Linked DNA regions of Homo sapiens: region 2 is linked to region 1. A link is a loop called in an ENCODE intact Hi-C map of the cell type or tissue named here. Cell type or tissue: PC-9. All regions are shown on one strand. Region 1 overlaps PIEZO1 (piezo type mechanosensitive ion channel component 1 (Er blood group)). Region 2 holds the start of CDT1 (chromatin licensing and DNA replication factor 1).

The links. A loop is a pair of places that touch in the nucleus more often than their neighbours do. Peaks named below come from ENCODE experiments on the same cell type or tissue, not always from the same donor. Only the 100,000 strongest peaks of a DNase experiment are listed, where the experiment ranks them.
Region 2: it touches region 1 in a loop (4-fold over the local background); 12 of 110 quality-filtered maps call a loop at or near these places.

What each region holds. Positions count from the first base shown.
Region 1 is chr16:88,736,492-88,738,991 of GRCh38, forward strand. PIEZO1 (piezo type mechanosensitive ion channel component 1 (Er blood group)) reads right to left here. Exons shown (of 51, transcript NM_001142864.4): 6 at 2,077-2,245; 7 at 1,736-1,949; 8 at 1,443-1,614; 9 at 1,237-1,323; 10 at 1,068-1,155; 11 at 148-248. It overlaps HSALR1 (HSP90AB1 associated lncRNA 1), which reads left to right. Exons shown (of 3, transcript NR_103774.1): 2 at 1,330-1,914; 3 at 2,013-2,500. Among named protein-coding and RNA genes, the nearest start is that of PIEZO1-AS1, 5.0 kb to the right of the region's middle. RefSeq lists a silencer at 865-1,084. In PC-9, CTCF peaks have their summits at 1,017 (motif pointing right) and 1,220; a DNase peak (open chromatin) is centred at 1,080.
Region 2 is chr16:88,801,895-88,804,394 of GRCh38, forward strand. It overlaps CDT1 (chromatin licensing and DNA replication factor 1), which reads left to right and starts at 1,895. Exons shown (of 10, transcript NM_030928.4): 1 at 1,895-2,165. The coding sequence starts at 1,938. RefSeq lists enhancers at 1,149-1,724, 2,443-2,500 and silencers at 1,657-1,896, 1,977-2,086. In PC-9, no CTCF peak of the experiment used is centred here; DNase peaks (open chromatin) are centred at 317, 597 and 1,037; H3K4me3 peaks cover 2,372 bases; H3K27ac peaks cover 1,685 bases.

The DNA.
Region 1 (2,500 bases):
CAGCTGCCCAGCGCACCCCACCCAGGCGATGCCCCACACCTGCGCGGCAGAGGGGGCTGCACAGCTGCCCAGCGCACCCCACCCAGGCGATGCCCCACACCTGCGCGGCAGAGGGGGCCGCCCACCCCAACCCCCACAGCCGCCTACCATCATGGCAATGAGCGCGCACACATAGCTCTGGTCCATGATGAGGTGGCCCAGGCTGTGGAGCGGAGACGCCTCCCTGGGCTCAGCCCGCTTGGGCCGCACTGCAGGTGGGGACAGCGGTCAGCTTCGGCAGGTTGATCTGCAGGCCTCCCCACCCTGACTATGCCCTAAAATCTGGGCCCTGGGCAAGCACACAGCAGGAGAGACAGGCCCCCGGTGGGCTATGGGCAGAACACGAGGGCTCCGGCAATTGGGCTGACACCGTCCCTGAGCGTCAGGGATGGCCCTGCCAGCACCTGCCGTTCTCTGGGCCTCACTTTCCTTGAAAGGGTGGGAAAGGTGGCCCTGACCCCCTTTCCAGCTCTGCGCACCTGAAGACTCTCAGGACCCCCACCCCAGGGCCGTGGCTTCATTTGCTTCATTCAGAAACACATTGCAAAATGGAAAATCAAGGGTTAGGGTAAAGAAAGAAAGTAGCCAGAAAGAGCCCCCAGGCCCTCCCAAGGCGACGTGGCCAACACAGAGTTCCCAGGCCAGCCCCTGCCCTGGACGAGCGGCCTCCTGGGGCCACTGGGCCACCTGGAGCAGCTCCCAGAGCTAACAGCACAAGACAGCATAGCCACATTCTCTGGGGAGGGGTTGGGGGACCTGGAGGCCCCCCATGGGGTCTTGGGGATCAACGACGCGGCCACTCAGCTGCCCTGGGGGTCTTGGGGGTTGGTCAGTGACATGGCCACTCGGCTGCCCTGGGGGTCTCGGGGGTCACTGACACCGACCCGTGGATGTCCTGGGCCCCCGAGGGGGCGGCAGGCAGAGGTGCGGCGCGAGCATGCGAGAGCGCCAGGCGGCCACCAGGGGGCAGCACCGGCCTCCGCCCCGCCCCCCGCACCCAGCCATACCTTGCAGTGTGCGGTACTCACCAGGCCGCCGCAGGACGGAGCTCTGGCCGGTCAGCTCGTGCACGATGCAGTTATCAGCCTCGGTGTCGGGTGCTGTGGGCACCACGTGCTGTGGGCAAGCAGCGCTGAGCCATGCACGGGCTGGCCGGGCGCCCCCCACGCTGGCGTCTCCACCTGCCTGGCTGCTCACCTGGTCAGACTCCCGTTCCTGGGGCCACTGGTCCAGCTCTGCTAGCTCCAGCTCCCGAGCCTCATACCCCTTTGCCGCCTCCTTCCTCTGCAGAGACCAGCGTCTTGAGCCCAAACCAGCTCCACACCCCACCCAGAGGCAGGAGGTCCTGAGACCAGCCCCATGGCCTGGCCTCAGCCCACCCACCATGGGTGGCAGGTGCTCACCTGGCCGGAGGGGCGGTACGCGCGGAGCTTGCGCAGAGAGGCCGTGGCGTAGCACAGCAGCAGGAGGACGCCGGGGCTGGCATACACAGGCCAGTCCAGGCCGGTGTTGAGGACCAGCGCGTGGGGGCTGGAGCAGTTGGTGGGACCCACGAAGTCCTTGAGACCCAGCACCCTGTCCAGAGAAGACCCGTCACAGCCTACCACCCCAGAGGCAGTGGGGCCACAGGGGCTAGACGAGCCAGGTGGGCGGGACCAGGGTGGCAGGAAAAAGGGGCTGTGTGGCAAGCCGTTACCTAGCCCAGATGCCGGCAGGCGGGAGCAGAGCCTGTGCCAAGGGCATCTGGTAGCAGTAGAGGCAGATGAGATGGCCGGCGCCGAAGCACCCCACCGCGACGCAGAGTCTGCTGAAGCCCCGAGTGCTGATGGGAAAGTGGCAGGCCCACCAGGTGCAGAGGGCCAGGAAGAGCAGCAGGTAGACACTGGAGAGGGCCGAGGGGTGGGCGATGCCTGCGGGGCAGGGGCACACAGGGTGGTACCTGGCCAGTGCCATGTGTCCCGCTGTCTCCACAGTCATCAGGGAACTCCCAAGACCCCTCCCAGTGTGACTGCCAGTGCCCCCTGCCTCGGTGCGTACCTGCCAGTGCAAGCAGTGTTACGGCCAGGACCCGCCCAGCCGCCACCAGCAGCCAGTGGGCCGTGACTCGGAAACGAGCGGCCAGCCGTGACCTCCGTGTAGGGGCCAGCGTTGCTGCTTCCTGCAGCCCTGCCGTCGGGCTGGCATCCACATCCCTCTCATCATCATCCTGCCAAGGTCACGGACAGGGGCAAGGTCAGGTGTATCGCACTGACGCCACCTCTCCAGCCCACACCTGCCCAGCCAGGAGCGTGGGAGGCGGCCACATCCACAGCTGCTCCTCTGAGGGCCACAGGACAGCCTCCCCGGGCACAGGCCCCAGCCGTCCCTGAGGTCTGCCTGACACCTTCCTACTTCCTCACTCAAGCTCACAGTTCCTGCAGGCCTTCCTGGTAGCAGCTCCCACCCTGGCCGAAGACCCAGG
Region 2 (2,500 bases), 65 kb after region 1:
CTTATGAACGTCCTCACTTTTGAGGTGTTTTGTTTTGGAGATGGAGTCTCGCTCTGTTGCCCAGGCTGCTGGAGTGTAGTGGCGGGATCCTGAGTAGCAGAGATTACAGGTGCCTGCCATCACGTCCGGCTAATTTTTGTATTTATTGTAGAGACGGGGTTTTGCCATGTTGGCCAGGCTGGTCTTGAACTCCTGACCTCAAGTGATCCGCCCGCCTCGACTTCCCAAAGTGCTGGGATTACAGGCGTGAGCCACCGTGCAGGCCACCTTTGAGGTATTTTGCAAGCACCAGTTGCATCATCAAACCGGTTTCTATTCCTTTAACTTAAAAAAAAATAGGCACAATTCACGCTTTTTACAGAAAACTTGGAAAATGGGAAAACAGAAGCCCTCCTCTGAGCCCTGGCCGCCTCCACCCGCGTCCCCTTCCCTCGCAGGCCTCCAGGCCCCGGCGGCCCGCATTGCTTTGCGGGGGACTTCCGCAGCGCTGCGCCTGGCCCTGCTTATTGGCGTCTCTGGAAGGAGTGGCTGTGGCTCGGGCTCTCCAGATAAACCGCGCTCTAGGCCGTTTCCCAGATAGGAGCGCTATAGGTTTTAAGAACTAAAACTTTAAAATCTCAGCCCTCAGCCATGCTAAAGGCAGTTTCTTTTCTTTCCTTTTTTTTTTTTTTTTTTTTTTTTGAGACGGAGTTTCTCGCTCTTTCGCTCAGGCTGAAGTGCAGTGGCGCCATTTCGCCTCCCGGGTTCAAGCGATTCTGCTGCCTCAGCCCCCCAAGCAGTTGGAATTACAGGCGCCCGCCACCACGCCTGGCTAATTTTTGTATTTTTAGTAGAGAGGGGGTTTTACCATGTTGGTCAGGCTGGTCTCGAACTCCTGACCTCAGGTGATCCGCCCGCCTCGGCCTTTCAAAGTGCTGGGATTACAGGCGTGAACCATCGCGCCCGGCCCCTTTTCTTCGTTTCCATGTAATAGCTTGATTGAGAAATAATTCACATATCAAATCCACCCTTTTAAAAAGCGAGCAACGCGGATCGCGGAGGCCACGCCTGTGATCGCAGCGCTTTGGGAGGGGGCAGTTCCAAGAGAGCGGATCACTGAACCGGGGAGTTCGAGACCACCCGGCAACGTAATCTCCGCCTCGATAGAAATAGTTTTTTTTTTTTTTTTGAGACGGAGTCTCGCTGTCGCCCAGGCTGGAGTGCAGTGGCGCGATCTCGGCTCACTGCAGGCTCCGCCCCACGGGGTTCACGCCATTCTCAGGCCTCAGCCTTTTGAGTAGCTGGGACCACAGGTGCCCACCACCACGCCCGGCTAATTTTTTGTATTTTTAGTAGAGACGGGGTTTCACCGTGTTAGCCAGGATGGTCTCGATCTCCTGACCTCATGATCCGCCCGCCTCGGCCTCCCAAAGTACTGGGATTACAGGCGTGAGCCACCGCGCCCAGCCAGAAATAGTTTTAAAAAAAGAAATAAGGAGCGTGCGGCCCGCGGGGGAAGCGCCTTTACCAGCTCGAGCCTGCAGCCCCCCAGGCCGCGCCGTCCTCGGCTCCCCCGGGCAGCGCCGGGGTTTTGTCAGGCGCGCGCTGCTGTTTGCCTGGATTGCGCTCATTCTGACCCTGAAGCCAGCGGCCCCACTGACACGCCCTGAAAAGTGGGAGCCACACGCGGGATCCGGAGACCGCGCTAAAGTCCCACGCACGACGGCGCCCGCCGGCGAGTCCACGCCCGCACGTCGGCGCATGCGCGCGGCCAAGCCGGTGCCCGCGCCCACCAGCGCGCATGCGCGCCCCGTCCCTTCCCTCCCCCCGTGCTCTGCCCCGATGGTTCGGTCCGCGCCGGGGGCGGGGCCAGGGCGCCCGCGGGAAATTTGGCGGGAACCGCGCCCGCCTCTTCCTCCCTTCCTTCTTTCCTTGCTTTCGCCGCGCACTCCGCCGCCATGGAGCAGCGCCGCGTCACCGACTTCTTCGCGCGCCGCCGCCCCGGGCCCCCCCGCATCGCGCCGCCCAAGCTGGCCTGCCGCACCCCCAGCCCCGCCAGGCCCGCACTCCGCGCCCCGGCCTCCGCTACCAGTGGCAGCCGCAAGCGCGCCCGCCCGCCCGCCGCCCCCGGACGCGACCAGGCCAGGCCACCGGCCCGCAGGAGACTGCGGCTGTCGGTGGACGAGGTGAGGGGCGTGGGGAGACTGAGGCCGGGGAGTTGGGGGCGGGGAGACTGAGGCCCGGGGGGCAGGGCTCGGGGAAACTGAGGCGGAGGGACGGGGGCGGGGAAACAGGCGGGGGGGACGGGGCGCAGGGAACTCTGGGACAGGCCGGGGGATCCTGGGGGCGCCCTGCCACCACTGGGGACTTGGCTGGCTCCTGAGATGAGCAGGAGGCACTGGGGGGCTTGCACCGGGATCCGATGATGGGGCTGGAAGTCCAGCTTCTCTGCGAGGCCAGGGCAGGGGTCCGACCTGGAAACGGCCCCGGAAGACGAGAGCAAGGCTGTGTCCCCGGCCTT